2 separate regions of the Homo sapiens genome follow, and region 1 is linked to region 2. A link is a loop called in an ENCODE intact Hi-C map of the cell type or tissue named here. Cell type or tissue: sigmoid colon. All regions are shown on one strand. Each heading gives the region's core, and the rest is flanking DNA. Links, peaks and the distances in the headings are about the cores only. Region 1 has its middle 86 kb from the start of LINC00670. Region 2 has its middle 170 kb from the start of MIR744.

What was found. A loop is a pair of places that touch in the nucleus more often than their neighbours do. Peaks named below come from ENCODE experiments on the same cell type or tissue, not always from the same donor. Only the 100,000 strongest peaks of a DNase experiment are listed, where the experiment ranks them.
Region 1: it touches region 2 in a loop (2.0-fold over the local background); 2 of 110 quality-filtered maps call a loop at or near these places.

Annotation. Positions count from the first base shown.
Region 1 is chr17:12,459,601-12,467,941 of GRCh38, reverse strand. No RefSeq gene overlaps it. Among named protein-coding and RNA genes, the nearest start is that of LINC00670, 86 kb to the left of the region's middle. In sigmoid colon, for the core only: no CTCF peak of the experiment used is centred there; a DNase peak (open chromatin) is centred at 4,691.
Region 2 is chr17:12,251,917-12,260,257 of GRCh38, reverse strand. No RefSeq gene overlaps it. Among named protein-coding and RNA genes, the nearest start is that of MIR744, 170 kb to the right of the region's middle. In sigmoid colon, for the core only: a CTCF peak has its summit at 3,682 (motif pointing left); a DNase peak (open chromatin) is centred at 3,677.

The DNA of each region.
Region 1 (8,341 bases), core at 122-8,121, 210 kb before region 2:
CCCAACATTCGGTTTCAGGGAAGCAAACTCTACCCCCTAGATTCAGAATTTTTAAAGTGCTCAGAAAAGTGGTATATTAATTATTTAAAACTTCAAGTAATAATTCATTCCTCTGGGCCTCTGTAGATCTAATTTCTATTTCAATTTCTTCACTTTTTAGACCTAAGTAACAACTTACGGAGTAGGAGAAGTGGATACTGCAAAAAGCTGAAGAATTAGAGTTCACCTAGACCTGGGTTTGAATCCTCCTCTGTCATTTACTAGATAAAGTTTTTAGCAAGTGTTTAACTGCTTTGCATCTTGTTTTCCTAAGACTCAGAGTTCTGATATCAAGACGCAAGAGACAATACATGTAAAAACCTAGAATGAAAGTTAGTACATAATATATGCTTAATAAATATGCTCTCCCTTCTCATTCTCATCATTCTCAGAAATGCAGTGCCCCACAATGAGCTCTTTGGGACCTGGGATCAGAAATTAATTACTCAAAGGTTTAAATAATTAATATACTACTTTCAGGCCATGATTCCTTGCTTTTACTTAATTGGAATGGAAATAACCTTCCTTGAGATGAAAACCATTTTATATCTAAAGGAAGAAAGCAGAATTTCTACTAAAATTTCCTCTGGTTCCAGTTGACTTCCATGTTATGTTATGCTCTAAAAATTAGACTGTAAACCATCCAAGAAATTCAGCATTATCTGTTCACTTAGATAACCTACTGGATAGCACCAGCATCTAGAGCCAGTGCCCCAGAGGACTCCAGTCTCATTCTTTTTTCTTCACATCTTGTGGCAAGAGTTGGAGCCACTACAGAGGGTTTTGATCTTCATCTAGCCAACATGGGCCCAAGCTCACTTCACTTGTCAGCTCAATTTCATGCCCTTACTTCACAGCACTCCACATCATCTGAAGTTATCATATCTTCCTGATTCTTTGTAGCAGACAGGATAGGCTGGGTTTTGCTAAGATAACAAAACCCCTCAAATTCTCAGTGGCCTAAAGTGATGAGGGTTTATTTCTTGCTCATGCTATGTATCCATTGTAGAAGGGCCAAGGGCTGTGTTCCAAGATATTCCTACTCTGGGACTCAGGCTGATATATAGTATCTACTCCATGGAACATTGCCAGCATCTGTGACAGAAAATAAAGAGTTCATGCTGCCTCTTGAAACTTACACCTGGATTAATATGTCACATTTCAGTGACTAAAATATGACCATGCTAATAGAATTTGATGGAACAGAGACGTGGACCACCACCACATTTCTTAAAAAAGAAAGAAAGCACCCTCATACCACACCTATCACACAAAGAACTAGGAGATATGTAAATCAGGTAATACTATCCCCATTTTAAAAATGAATATATATCCATGAAAGGAAGAATTGATAAGCTGAACTTTATGAAAAATAACAATTTCTGCTCTGCAAAAGATACTGTCAAAAGAATGAAAAGACAAGCCACAGACTGGGAGAAAATATTTGCAAAAGACACATCCAATAAAGGACTCATATAAAATATACAAAGATCTCTTAAAACTCAACAATAAGAAAACAAACAACCTGAATGAAAAATGAGCAGAAGATCTAAACAGACACCTGACCAAAGAAGATACACAGGTGGCAAGTAAGCATATGAAAAGATACTCCATAACATGTCATCAGGGGATTGCAAATTAAAACAACAATGAGACACAAATATGCACATATTAGAATGGCCAAAATCCAAAACACTGACAGCATCAAATGCTGGTGAGGATGTGGAATAACAGAAACTCCCATCTGCTTCTAGTGAGAATGTAAAATGGCACAGCCACTTTGGAAGACAGTTTGGTAGTTTCTTACAAAACTAAACAAAACACACTCATATCATACAACCCAACAATCATGCTCCTTGTTATCAACCCAGGTGAAAACACTGTCTCCACAAAAATCTGTACATGGATGTTTATAGAAGCTTTATTCACAATTGCCAAAAACTTGAAAGCAACCAATATGTCCTTCAGTAAGTGACTAGATAAATAAACTGCGGAACATTTGATGCATGGCAGGCAATTCCCAAATTGGGGCTTGGCCTTGGAGGGTTCTTGGCTTCACTTAGGCAAAAATTCAAGAACAAGCTGATGGTAGAAGGAAACAGCTTTATTAAGGTGGCAGTGTTATAGCTCCGTGACTGCTCCTACAGAGAGGAACCACTCCCTACATGGTGTATCAAGAGCAGCAGCTCAAGGGCAGCTCTGCAGTCAGATTTATATCAACTTTTAATTACATGCAAACTAACGGGTCTATTATGCAGAAATTTCCAGAAAAAAAAGGGGCATAACTTCCAGATAATCAAGTCATTGCCATGGAAAGGGGAGGTAACTTCTGGGTGTTGCCATAGCAATGATAAACTGATGTGGCACTGGTGGGCATGTCTTATGGAGAGGTGCTTTTGCTTCCTCCATTTCAGCTAGTCCTCAATCTGGTCTGCAGTCTGAGCCTCACCTCTAGAGTCGAGTCCCACCTTTTACCTCACATCCAGACAATGGAATATTATTCGGTGCAAAAAAAAAAAACAAAAAACAGCTATCAAGCCATGGAAATAAATGGTGGAAACTTAAATGCATATTACTAAGTGAAACAAGTCAGTCTGGGCCAGGCGCAGTGGCTCATGCCTGTAATCCCAGCACTTTGGGAGGCCGAAGCAGGTGGATCACCTGAGGTCAGGAGTTCAAGACCAGCCTGGCCAACATGGCAAAATCCCATCTCTACTAAAAAAAAAATACAAAAATTAGCCAAGTGTGGTGGCAGGCACCTGTAATCCCAGCTACTTGGGAGGCTGAGGCAGGGAGAATTGCTTGAACCCAGGAGACAGAGGTTGCAGTGAGCCGAGATCCCATCATTGCACTCCAGTCTGGGTGACAGAGCGAGACTCTGTCTCACAAAAAAAAAAAGTCTGAAAAGACTAAATATTTTATGATTCCAACCACATGATATTCTGGAAAAGGCAAAACTATGGAGAAAGTAAAAAGATCAGTGCTTGCCAAGGGTTGGGTGAGGATGTCAAACAGGTGCAGCACAGAGGATTTTTAGGACAGAGAAACTACTCTTTGTGATACTGTAATTGTAGACACATATTATGCACTTGTCCAAACCCACAAAATGTATAACACCAGGAGTGAACCCCAATGTCAACTCTGAACTCTGGGTGATTATGTGTTAATAAATTGTCAATAAATTGTTAACAAATGTACCACTCTGGTGGATATTGGTAATGGAGGAAGCTATGTATGTGTGGGGGCAGGGAGCATATGGGAAATCTCTGTATCTTCTGCCCAATTTTGCTGTGACCTAAATCTCTTCCAACAAATAAAATCTATTAAAAAATGAATATATGTCTTAGAGGTTAAATGGCTTAGTTAAGGCCATACAAAAGAATGCCTTGCATACGGTAGATAATAAACGTTGAATAAATGAGCGAAAGCGTGTGTGTATTAATGAAAAAGCAAAATGATAAAAGCCAGGTTGCAAATACAGGTAACCTGACACTTGACATAGGGTTCTTTGTGTTTACATCATACCTCCTTTCAGCTCTCCTCTCACCCCTGCCCCCAGCCAGACCTCTAAAAATTATCTTCCACCCCACACCCCCAGGAAAGTGTCTGGGTTTTTCTTCTCTGTGTTTTAAAATAGTTTGTATTTCTAAGTTCTGGAACAACAGATGGCAGGCAATCATCATTGTACTAAAATACCACCACGCACACACAAACACACACACACATGTATGTGCACAAATCATTTTGTGTTGCTATAACAGAATACCTGAGACTTGGCAATTTATAAAGAAAAGAAGCTTATTTAGCACATGGTTCTACAGGCTGCAAAGTTCAGAATTGGGCAGCTGCATCTGACAGTTTGCAGTGAGGGCCTCGTGCCACATCAAAAGATGGAGGAGAAACAGAAGGGGAACCAAGTGTGTGGAAAGAGATGGCACAAAGGAAGTTGACCCACTTTATAACAACCCACTCTCTTAAGAACTAACCCAATTTCATGAGAAAAACATTAATTCATCTTAAAGACCCTACCTCCAACACTGCTACACTGTGGACCAAGCCTCAAAATGAGTTTTGGCAGAGCCAAATTATATTCAAACTGTAGAACCACAAATGTATAATTAGGTCAGCTATGGCATAAGGTAGTTGAAAGAAATAATAATCCATGTAATTTGGACTAAAAGAACTTCTAAGGAAAAAAGCATGATTAAGAATGTCCAAGCCCACAGACTGTTTTTATTTTGAATTTTGTTCCACTTTGGCAGTGATGCTAGGTTTCCAGAGATGCTACTGTCCTAAAGAGGGTTACCTGTGGTCCCTGGGGCTCAACTGAGACCCAGAAGACTGAAGAAATTAAAAATGGAGAGAGAAATGGAGAGACAGAGAGAGAGAGAGAGAGAATGAATAAAGAGAGGGAGAGACAACAGAGAGCATTTGAGTGAAAATGCCTCAAGTACCAAGAACAGAGAGAGTGAAAAATTCCTCATCTATGAGAATCAAAAACTGCACATGAGCCAAATACATCTGTTGAATGTTCCAAGTGACAAAATGCAGCTCAGAGAGAGCATGCACTGAATCATTTTAAAAATTCTTAAGAAACTTAACAAGTACATCTAGGCACAGCTCAAGAATGCACTTGGCTGGCTCATGGAAACATCCTGGGGATGTGATTCAAACGGCTTGGAAAATGCAGCCTCCTTGCTTGGATAATTCACCAGTGGAGGGGACAGAAGGCAGTCAAGGTAACCGTAATTGGGAGTTTCTTGGGATCAGATAAAATCCTCCAAGTTGTGCCTCCATTGAAGTATCAACACACTTGGGTAATGGCCTGTGAGGGGGAAGAATAGAGGAAGCAAAAGTAGATTCTTTTCTTTTACATTTTTAATTTATTTTTAGTGGATAATATAGTCACGTTTCAAAAATTTAAAAATACAAAGCAACACAATGTAAAAATATCCCACGGTGAAAAGTATACCCCCAGCTCTTCTCCTAATCACCCAATTCCCTTCCCAGAGTTACGGATCAATTCCTAGTATATTCATCCACGCATATTTTTATGCAAATGCAAGCAAATAAAGGAATAATAAAAATTGCATTAATTTTTCCTCCTTTCAATTCAAATAGAAACCTACTATTCAAACTACGATGCACCCTGCCTTTTTCAGTTGAAATAGAGCTTGAGATCAAACTTTAATACTGGACACATGTGGAAACCAGTGAAGTAACTCTATCTCAAATTGCTGTCATTTAAGTGCAGAGAATGAAAAAAAGGATGAATTCAAGTACCTTGCGAACTCAGTATATTCTGACTCTATACCCTTGGTGTGATATGTTTTAAAGATAAAAAGAACTATAAAGAAATCTGAATTTTTCTTAGTTTATTTGTTGTTTGGTAATATGGGGGTAGTTATTCTTAAACTATTTTGACTGCATTACAGAACAGAGAAAAATAAATTTGGAAAATTGAATATGGTCAGGAATCAAGGGCTCTTATATGAGAGAAGGGAAATTTTCAAATGGGTGAGATAACAATGAACCTTGTGTTGATGAATTAAAATGAAGAATATAAAGATAAACTAGCTCTATGCACAGACAAGGTCCAGGACTGTGTCCATGCTAGAAGTAATGAGTACACCTTATGAGTGCTTAGGTCTTCGTTTCTAAACTCTCTTATTCACTAAAAGGGGTTAGGAAATCTTGGGGAAATGGCTGTTTCTAGGTCAAAAGCAAAGAAAGTAAAAAGTGGTCTTGGAACATTTTATTATTGTGTGGGAAAGTAGGGAAATACTCAAAGACTGATACACACATTCTAAGGTACACAGGAGCCAGTCGAAGGGGCTTCTGATAATCAGATGTGGAGTAATTACAGCCTCCAAAATATAATAATGGATATTAAACATTTAAAATCAATTAGTGTATAAAGTCAAAAAAGGGAGAGAGTAGGACTCTTCTTTCAGAAGAACACCAAATAATAAAATTAGAAAGGTTAGATTTAGAAAATGACTATTTTTCCATATCCATTGTACTAATTAATTAATTAAGGCAAGAATTAACAGAGACTGCAGGCTGTAAGGTCGCAGGGCTGGTCCAAATCTAAGATTTTATCATTCAAGTTAGTAATTTTTTACAAATTTCCTTGAAGTAGCAATCAGACTCTACTGAGTGAAATGTTAACATATTTATGTGGTCTCAAAACACACCTCAGATGACGTATTAGTTTGCTACGGCTGCTGTAACAAAATGCCATAGACTGGGTCACTTAAACAACAGAAGTTTGTTTTCTCACAGTTCTGGAGGACAGAAGTCCAAGATCGAGGTGCCAATAGGGTTGACTCCTTTTGACCCCTCTTTCCTTAGCAAAACAGTTGTCCATCCTCTTCCTGCCTCTCCCCATGGTCATCCCTCAGGGGCACATGTCCCTGGTATCTCTTGTGGGTTCAAATTTCCTCTCCTTATAAGGACACCAGTCAGATTGGATTAGAGCCCACCTATATAACCTTATTTAACTTTAATTACCATTTTTAAGACTCTGTCTCCAAACACAGTCATGTTCTGAGGTACTGGAGATGAGGGCTTCAGCATGCAAAGTTTGGGGGGACAAAATTTAGTTCATAATAGATGTCTTCCTAAATACAAAGGGAATTACAATGGAAAAGTCTGGCAGACACCATCTGAACCAAATAAGCATTAGCATTATCAAGAGCATATCTGTCATATTTTTCACAAAAATGTTTCATTTGAATCCGGTTGTGAGGAAACAATCAGATAAATCCTGATTATAAAAATTTCTACTAGACAACTTGCTGGTATGCTTCAAAAAGATAATTATTATGAAAGAAAAAGCCAGGGGGACCAAACTAGACAAATGGAAGCTAAAGAGACATGGTAATCAAATTCTAAACCCTGGATCTGGAAAAATAAAAGTCATAAATAATATTTTTGTGATAACTAAGAAAATTTGAACTGTATTTAATGATACTATTATTTCAATGCTAAGCTTCTTTAGGATGGTGCTGTGGCTTTTTATTTTGTATTGCATTTAGTGATACTATTGTTTCAATGCCAAGTTTCTTTAGTATGGTGCTGGAGCTTTGTATTTAGGGATGAAGGCCATGATGTCTAACATTTATTTTCCAATAGTTCCACAAAATGTGTCTGTAATTAACAATTACTGATTTAGATGAAAAGTATATATTTATAATATTTATAATAGCAATTCTACAACTTTTTTGTATATTGGAAATTTTCCAAATGTAAAGTTAGGGGAGAAAGAAAGAGATAAAAAAGGAAGAAAGAAGGGTGGGAGAGAGGGAGGTAGAAAAAGATAGAAAGAGAATATCATATCTTTTGGAAATAACTCTCTAAAGTCTCTATCATACATAAGATGTGAACAGGTTCTGATTTACACCTACATTTTTTTCATTATGTGGATAGCAGTTCTCTATTACTGAATAGTTTGTGTTTAATCTTTTTTTTTTTTTTACTACAAACAATGGTGTAAAATAATTCTGTATATAAATCTTTGAGCATGTGCAAGTATATCTTTAGGATAAATTCCTAGAAGAGGAATTGCTAAAGTTATTTCTTGATAACTGTACAGGAACACTGAATTCCTAGGCAAAAGAGTTATTTTTTCAATTAACTGATGTTCTGAATCAATGTAAAATGAGCTAGTTTTAAAAGCAAGCCTTCTTAATTTGCAGTGAGGAGCTGCTTTCTTTACCTTAAAGGTTTAATTCAGGGCTTGAATTATTCAACTTTAAATGCAAAACATCTAGCATAGTGTGTTATACAAAATGAATATGAGCATTCATCAAATGTGTTTGAATGAATGAGTGAATGAATGAATGAAAGCTTCTAGACACCAGGAGAATTAACTGTGGAACTATAAAATAAACATATCCTCCCATCCCACATTCCAAAGAGGCTGTGAGAATCTTAATGGCATCTCACTATAACACACTCACAAATTAGATGCTGAGACACATCTTCCATGGACCTCATCCAAGTCACCAAAATGACTTCCTTATAATGGACTCTCAAGACAGAATTATAGTGTAGCAGTTGGGAATTTAAAGTTTATAAAACACTGAATTCTCCAGCTCCTTGCCTACTCCCTCCTGCTGCTGTTTTTCTGTCTCCTGGTTTCTAATTTCTCCATCACTTTGTTGCACATCAAAACTATTTAGAGGGAATGGCAGATTTAGATTTCACTCCAGCCTGAGTCCGTTGAGGATAGACAATTAAGGGACCTTGAGCCAAGTCCCTTTATCTCTCTAAGTTTCCATTTTATCATCTGTAAAAT
Region 2 (8,341 bases), core at 300-8,299:
TAGATGTCACTCAGTTCCCCGAGGCACCCGTGGGCCCTCACATCTCTTAAAGGAGTCACACTTCAGTTTGGCTTAAGAGAGAATCTGAGTCAGCCTTAAGTGGAAAATGCTGCTACCTCAACTAAGACACAGCAGAGACCTTGCTTGGCTCTTAGCTTCCCGCTTCCCAGGTCTAGGAAGCCTACCTTGCTGCCCAGATTTGGCCAAATTACCATGTGTGCCCCCTTTCCAAGAACCCCAAGATCTGGCAAAGGCTGTAGCTCCAGGCGGCCCCCCTTAGACCCCTGAAGGGAAAGCACTGAGGGCGGATCTCTCGGCAGAGAGCATGGCTATTCTTGCAGCAACCTAGGAGAAGAAGGGCAGCCTGTCTTCTGGAGGCAGCAGGTGGGGGAAACTTGTAGGGCTAACAGTGTAGCGCACAACAGTCAAGGCCTTTGGAGCGCACACTGTTGAGATCCTGCCTTCCCAGAGCCCAGGAGGAAACCTGGCCTTCTCCCTGCTTTATCCCACCATCTTCCTTAGCACACTGCTGGCATGACACTATTTTGTAATTATTTAATAACATTTCTCTCCCTTCCCAGTCTGTGACTTCCTTGAAGAATGTGGCCATCTCTTAATCTTCCTAGTTGTAGTGCCCAGAAAAAATGCGCAATAAATTCAATGAGTGAACGAATGAGCTCCAATCTTGAGGATAGCTTTCTCCTGCTGATACTGTTCTCTCTGAGAAAGATCTTGGATTTACACAACAAACTTTTTAAGTGGAAGTATACGTGAGCTTTCCAACAGCAAACACCCATTAGGCGAGGAATACCTGAGACTCTCACATCATCTGGTCCAAATGCAGCGATGGTGAGGAACTTCCAGAATGCTCAGGAAGTTCTGCAGCTGAACTCAAAGACACCTTCCCCAAGTAGGGTCCTTGGGACACTTTGGTCTTTAGGGTCTTCAACCATTTCTGTTTCCTGAAGAGGCTCATTGTTTACATGTCAAATCTCAAAAGATATTGTCTTTGTATCTTGGTTTTATTGACTTAACATCATTTTTACCTTCTTGCTTCCTCTTGAGCACAGTAGCTAAAATGTAAGTAGCTTTTACCTAATGTTAAGGATGATGGTGACAATGCCACTGCTGCTGATGATAGCTCACATTTATTAAGCATTTTATTAATGCATTTATTAATGCTATGTGCCATGCATTTTGCTAAGTGTTTTACGTACATTATCTCATTTATTCCTGGCAGTAATATTAAGTAGTTACTATTATTATCCCTACTTTACCGATGAGAAAACAGGCACAGGAAAATTAAATAATGTACTTAAGATCATACAGCTGGTGGTGAACAGATTGTTATACAGTTTAGTATGGTTCAAAAATTGTCTAAGCTGGACTTTCTAAGACAGATGGACTTGTTTCCCTTGAGCTAGTAAGTCCTTTCTGACAATATTATCTCCATCCCCTGAAGTAAAATTGCATCATTAACCAACGTAGCAGAGAGTACTGATTAGAGATGGGCTGTGGAGTCATGAGTTCAAGCCCTGACTCTGTCATTTAGCAGCCTGTTCGTCTCTCTAAGACTCCATTTCCTCACCCATAAAACAAAGAGTTAAGGAAAAACTCATTGTGATGGTTGAATGAGACAGTGTATGGAAAGCACTTGGCACGTAATAAACAGTTATTCCACATTAACCATTAAGTTTATTCTTATTTGGTGCCTGCATATGCAAGGAATGTCACCATAGACTCTGACTAAGAAAATCTCAAATGGTTTAGTTTCTAGGAGCCAGGCAGGTAGATAAAATCAAGATACTGATCAAGGAAACACCTCAACACTCCAGAGAGGTGGACATAATTATTTACTGTGGCTCTGACAATATAATTTATAGTATGCAAAAATGGTAGCTTCTTGAATTATCCCTGACAACATCAGAAGGTAGTCAAACAAACAGACTCACGGTGCTGCCCCCATTCAGGGGTACTAGTCTCAGAATAGAGCATGCGCAGTGATATCCTATCCGAATGGCATCTCTGGGACTTGTGCAGTGTGGCTGGCGTGCCAACAAACATTTGCTCGCCTCCTCCCGTGGCCCATCTGTCCTCCAAAGTTTGATCACCTTGGGAAAACCAAGGCTGGATCAGAAACAATGATTTGAGTCCCAGTTTCACAGCTGGCTGGCTGTCTGAGCTTAACCAGGTTATTTAACTTCCCTGAGCCTCGTGCTATTTATCTTTACAACAGAGATTATCACAATTGTCACATACAGGTGTTGGGAGGATTAAGTGAACTCACTATGTAATAGGACCCATAAGAGTCTGGTAATCACACCGCTGGTTCTGTAAGAGTAGCACTTTGTGTTGTTTGTTATTTCATTTGTCAGTGCAAGAGCTATTAGCCAGAAGGATTCTGGACTAATGGTGCTAAATGATGCTGAACTCAAAGCAGGTCTTGCAGCTGATACGATATGGCCTTAGTAAATGTTCTCCTTACAAGACGCCAACTTTCCCCACATGAAGGTGCCCTCTTAATTATAAATAAATTACAAGATGTAAATCATTATAATAGAATTACAAAATGTGTTATAATATATTTAAATTATAATATATAATTATAAATAAATTTTGATTATCAATAAAGTTTTGTGCAATCAGATTCCTCTAAGCATCAAATATATAGTCATGTTCTTTCCCTAGTTTGTCTTAAGTCATTTGAACAAAGAAGACAAGCCTCTCGGTAACCCTGCAGTGCTTAATGACTGCCACTCCCAGTGTTCCCACGACACTCAAGCTTCCCAACTTTAGCTCTGAAATTAGGTTGGCAGATAAAGGCACCATTAAGCAGCTCCTTTTACCTCTGCAGTAGCAAAAATCTTACATAAAAGGAGACACCAAGAATATGCACTCTGCCCAAGGACGAGTCCCCAGCAACCTAGTTCCTCATCCAAGAGAAGCTTCTTGATTCTGCAGGTCCCTGATCTTGCTGCTGCTGCTTCTCTCCACCACTCCCCTCAAATGCAAAACACGGCTTCATCTTTTCTGGTTACAACCTGAGTGACATGACCTAGCATGTGCAAGGACAAATGCGAGTTTAGAAAATGTGACTCGTATCCAGACCCAGCTTCCAAAATCACCTTTGCTTCCTCCCACAGACTATCAAACTGCCCCTGCTGACAACACTCCCACAGCTGGTGCTTCCTGGGTTTGTGGGCTTTGATTTTTCCAGAATGTTCCTTGTTACTTTCAGAATCATATTTGCACTACTTTCTGGAGGAGTAGAAAATGTACATAGAACTCTTCCTTCTGCACAGATTTTGGAAATCACAGTGAGGGGTTAAACCTGTGTAGCCATATGCGAACACCTTATCTTAAACATTTAAAACATCCTTCATAAAACGTTGCCAGTGGTTAATTTTCTGGCAATTCTCCATAAGATTTACATCTCTATTCTATATCCATAAGTACAAGATAATTAAGACATATTCAACAGGAGAATAGTGACATACCCGAAGATATTAATTTTAGGAAGTATTTAAGTATTATGGTATTGTACTAGAATCTCTGTCACTAAAATAGAATCTAGATGTGAGTTGTTACAGACTGTCACTTTGTAACTTCTGGTTTGTAATTTTAGCACTTATCAGGGTCTAGTAGTCACTTAGACAGTCTTGTAATTGGGGTACACTGCCACCCAGTGGCAGTAAATGCCATGCTCACATTGAAATAAAAATTCGTGCCTCAGATTCATGGGCCAATTATTCAACAAATATGTAAACCAGGGATTGTCTACTTTTGAATAGCAAAAATTTGTCTCTTTTTTTAAATGACTGAAAATTATAAACATTTTAAGAAAATTTAAATCAATTCCAGAAGGGAAGAAATATGTGCGCTAACCAGTATCATTTAACTCTATGCAATTATTGAGCACCTACTACTGGTTTTCAGAAAAGGCCCCAAAGATAAGCAAGAGCATAGTCTCTGAACTAAAATTACAAACCTGAACATCAGTAATTAATTAGTCACGCACACAAATAACTGATTCACAGCTCAGCAAACATTTCCAAGCATGCCAGCCTCTGTGTGTAAGAATGTAAGAAGGCCTATAAAAAAGGTACTTAGAAAATGCTATGAGAACATAGAGAAATATGAGATTTACTCAGGCTGTGAAATTCAAGGAAGGATTCTCTGAGAAGACAAAAATTTGTGCATGGCTTAGAGAAACTGGTTAGCTTTTGACAACGAAATATGGTAAAGAAGGGCATTCTAGACAGACAAATAATACCAGCAAGGCACAGAGGTCGAAAGCATTGTGAAGAAGGTGAATAGTCTGGTTTGTCCTAACATGGGAGAGGTAAGCCTTGAAAGACAAGCTGGAGTGGGAATGCGAAGATCCTTGAATGCATGTGAGCACAATGGATTGTCCACCATATGCAATGGGGAAGGCTTTCCAGTGGAGAAACTGTATCTCACAGCTGTGTGCCAGCAAGAACAATCAGCTGAAAGCAGGGAAGATAGAGGAGACTGAGTTTGGTTGTTTGGATGGCACATGACAGGAGCTCATTCTCACTTTATACCAGGACCCCGAACATTTGCAGAGTTTTACTTTTGTGGGTATTGTAAGGTATGTGGAGGGGCAAGAAGAGAAGGCAAGGGAGAGAGGAAGGAAGGGTGGGATAAAAGCGGAAGGTTTGATGACAGCCTTCAGCTGTCAGCTGCCCAGTTATGTGCACTGCCAGGCAATAGCTGGAGCTCCAACCTGTTCCAACTATTTGGAGGTAGAACTTGGAGGTGGAATTCCTCAAAATTGATTTCTGGAGGATACTGAACTCTGAACACACACCAACACATTTAAAAACGACTTCTTCAAATGGATTTTGAAGAAATAGCAATAGATGTGCCATCTGAGGGATGACAGTTTTTAAAAATAGAGAATGCCCCAAACAATAGGGATGAAATCTTTGTGTGGGGCAAAGACACCAGTCAGCAGTTGGGTACGTCCCCATCACAATTCCCATGTGTGCAGCAGAATCTATGATCAGAAGCTCAATCAAAAGCCCGAAAAACCAACCTCTTTTCCTGGGAGTCCACCAGTGGGAGAACTTAAGCGAGGCTGTTTTAGAAACAAAAGGAATTAGAAACCAAAAGACCCTGCTTCGATCTCCTTTAGCATCATCTCACGATGGATGAGACCTGCTGAAACCCGGCAGGACCATGTCAGACTAGGAAACATGACACGCAAAGAGCATTTGTCTTGCAGGAATTCCACCAGATTCTTGGCTAAAGAAAGTGAAAGGGGGCTGGGTGCAGTGTCTCACGCCTGTAATCCCAACACTTGGGGAGGCCGAGGTGGGTGGATCACCTGAGGTCAAGAGTTCAAGACCAGCCTGGCCAACATGGCAAAACCCCGTCTCTACTAAAAATACAAAAAGTAGCTACCCGTGGTGGCAGGTACCTGTAATCCCAGCTACTTGAGAGGCTGAGACAAGAGAATCGCTTAAACCCGGGAGGCGGCGGAGGTTGCTGTGAGCTGAGATCACACCACTGCAGTACAGCCTGGGCGAGGGGGATAGAGTGAGACTCTGTCTCCAAACAAACAAAAAAAGGAAGTGAAAGGGCGCCATTACCAGGTTTGTGAGCTTGGGTAGAGGACACCTTGGCAGCAGAGGAAAAATAAGCACACTCCTCTTAGAGAGCTTACAGTGCTGGTGCCTGGAAGGGCTCCTCGTGAGATGAGTCCTTCAAGAAAGACAATTGCAGTCAGACATTCAGATCCGCTTGCCCTCTGTGAGCTTGGCACATCACTTAACATTTCTCGGCCTCTGTTTCCTCATCTGTACAAATGAGAGTCTGAATTCCGTAGTTCAATGGAGCTGTGAGAACTAAACAGGAAAGTGCAATATGGAGGAGTGAGCCCTCAATAAAAGGAGCTTGGTGTTCATGAGGGATTCACTACATCCCGGGTGATGTCACCACGGAGGTGAGACTGGGGTCTGATGAGCCATGCCTGCACAGCATTGCTGCCCTCTGAGGGACAGGACTTCAAGAAACTGTCAGGCTAGCGCTGAATCTTCAACACACATAATCAACTTCTGCACAAACCATATCTGCCAGTGGGTGTGCACGTAAGGTGGAGAGGATATATTGATGGAGTATGACATGAACAGCAATATCCCAGACTCTGCTGCCTTTATATGCTTTTGTACATCAAGGTCCAGGCAGAGGGTGTATAGAGCTTTTGTACAACAACCTTCCCACCCGCCAAGTACTTCTGGGAGTTCCCAAAGGGTGTCTCCATGTGATACACCCAAGTCCAGTCAGCTAACACCTGCGTCGGCCACTCTCCCTCCCTCACTGCATGAGGGGAACCCCGCGTCACATACAGGCAAGCTACCTCATCAGGGCACTGTCTATACTCAACAACCAGGCTCTACCATCTCAGGGACAACACTGCTTTCCTAGGAACCCACCCTAGGCCGTAGCTACTCTAAACTGCCTGCAGAAGAAGAGACAATGCCAGTATGGAAAATAAAAGATTACCATAACTCCTTTGACCCTCCTTCTCACTAAAGCTGGGCTTACTTTCTCTGTCTTCGAATCCGGGCTGGCCTGCAACTACTCTAACCAAGAGAGAATGTGAAAGTCACTCCATTTCAGCCTGGAACAGGACTGGCAGCTGCTGCCTTGGTCTCTTGAAGCTCTGAGCTGCCAGGTTGAAGCTGAGTATCCTCCCAGTACCAAGTAGAGAGGCTCCAGAGAAGAAGCAGGACTCAGCTGAGCCAAGCATTCCAGCCATCCCTGCCAGTGTGCCGGGGATGTAAATGAAGGCATCTTAGCCTAGAAAAGCATTGGCTAGATACCATCACATGGCCCAACAGACGCCACTTGAGGCAAAAGAATCACCCAGCCGGGGCCTGCGCAACTTCCTCACCCACAAAACCATAAGAACTAATACAATGGTGGTTGTGTTAAGCCACTGTTTTGGAATAGACTGTCCCGCAGAAACAGATCATTGAAACAGCCTCTCTCTCTCTCTCTGCTTCACCGTTTGGCTGTTTCACTCCAGCACCAAAGCCACGCCATTTGTGTCTTGCCTTCCTTAAGACTATAGGTCACTGAGATTTATTTCACATCCACAACACACACTAGAAATCCACACTTCCCCCCAGTACCCCTCAACCATGGGGAGATCGGGCTAGGAAATAAATATAAATAACACACTCAGCTTTCAGAATTACTCATTCCTCCAACAACTATTAAAGGCAACGAAGAATGTGCCTGACCCTCGTACTCACTCAGAATCAGTTTTCTCACTGGAAAGTCCTTAGACTCTCAAGCAAAGGCCCCCATGGGAAAGGGCCAGCATCCCAGCAGAGAGCACAGCTCCAGGTTAAGCTGGAATGTCTCTATGCAAAATTGTCTGTCCATTAGCAAAACACATGTCTCTAGCAATACCCAAGGCTTTGTCTGGATCCCAGGAGGTTTCATTTCTCACCCATCCCTCTTGTAAGAGAAGTGAGACACCTCGCAGGCCTCTTTCCTCCCAGGATGTGCCTGGATTTCAAGAATTTGAAAGGGTGCTGTTAGCACAATCCAGACCTAGGGTTTTCAATAGGTTTTGGCACATCAGCTGAACACGTTGGAATATTGTCAACGCAGATCCTGGAGCCACTCAGGGCTGTGCACGGGGGCAGCAACAGGTCAGATAAGATCTGTTTGACATTTTGCATGCTGAAAAGCACGAAGTTCTCTCCATGCAAATGCTTTTCATTTCAAGATAAATCGAGAATCTAGGTAAATAAAGGGTTGGGTTTTTAACGGTACTTTAGATGTACAACTGGATGTCAAATTGGCTCCATGTGGGGATTCAGAGCCTAAAAATGTATTAGACTAGGACATGCTTGCATTTCCATGGGACGTTTAAAGTTTTTATGCTTTACTATCAAATCAGTGCCTTCATAGGGAATCCATACAAAGTGACAAGAACACACACCATCTACGAGATGATGGCAACTCAGGAACACAAGGAATGACGTAGTTTGTACTAATGTGGTACGAATCATATAGCGGCTTGTCATTTTTATAGCATTTATAGTTACTTGTCTCAACAATATGGTAAGGTAGGTATTAAATACCTGTATATTATAGGTGGACAAAGAAGTCCATAAAAATCATGACCAAAATAATCAGTGACAGAGAAGGAGCTCAAATATGGCTTTTCTGAAGCTACATCTGGACTCTTTATGTGCACCTGTCTACCTGTAATGAGCATCTTTTGGTTTTTCCAACCCAGATTTCATAGCCTCTTCTTTTGTTACTAGCCCTTTATTTTCCTCTGGGAAATCACTCCTCG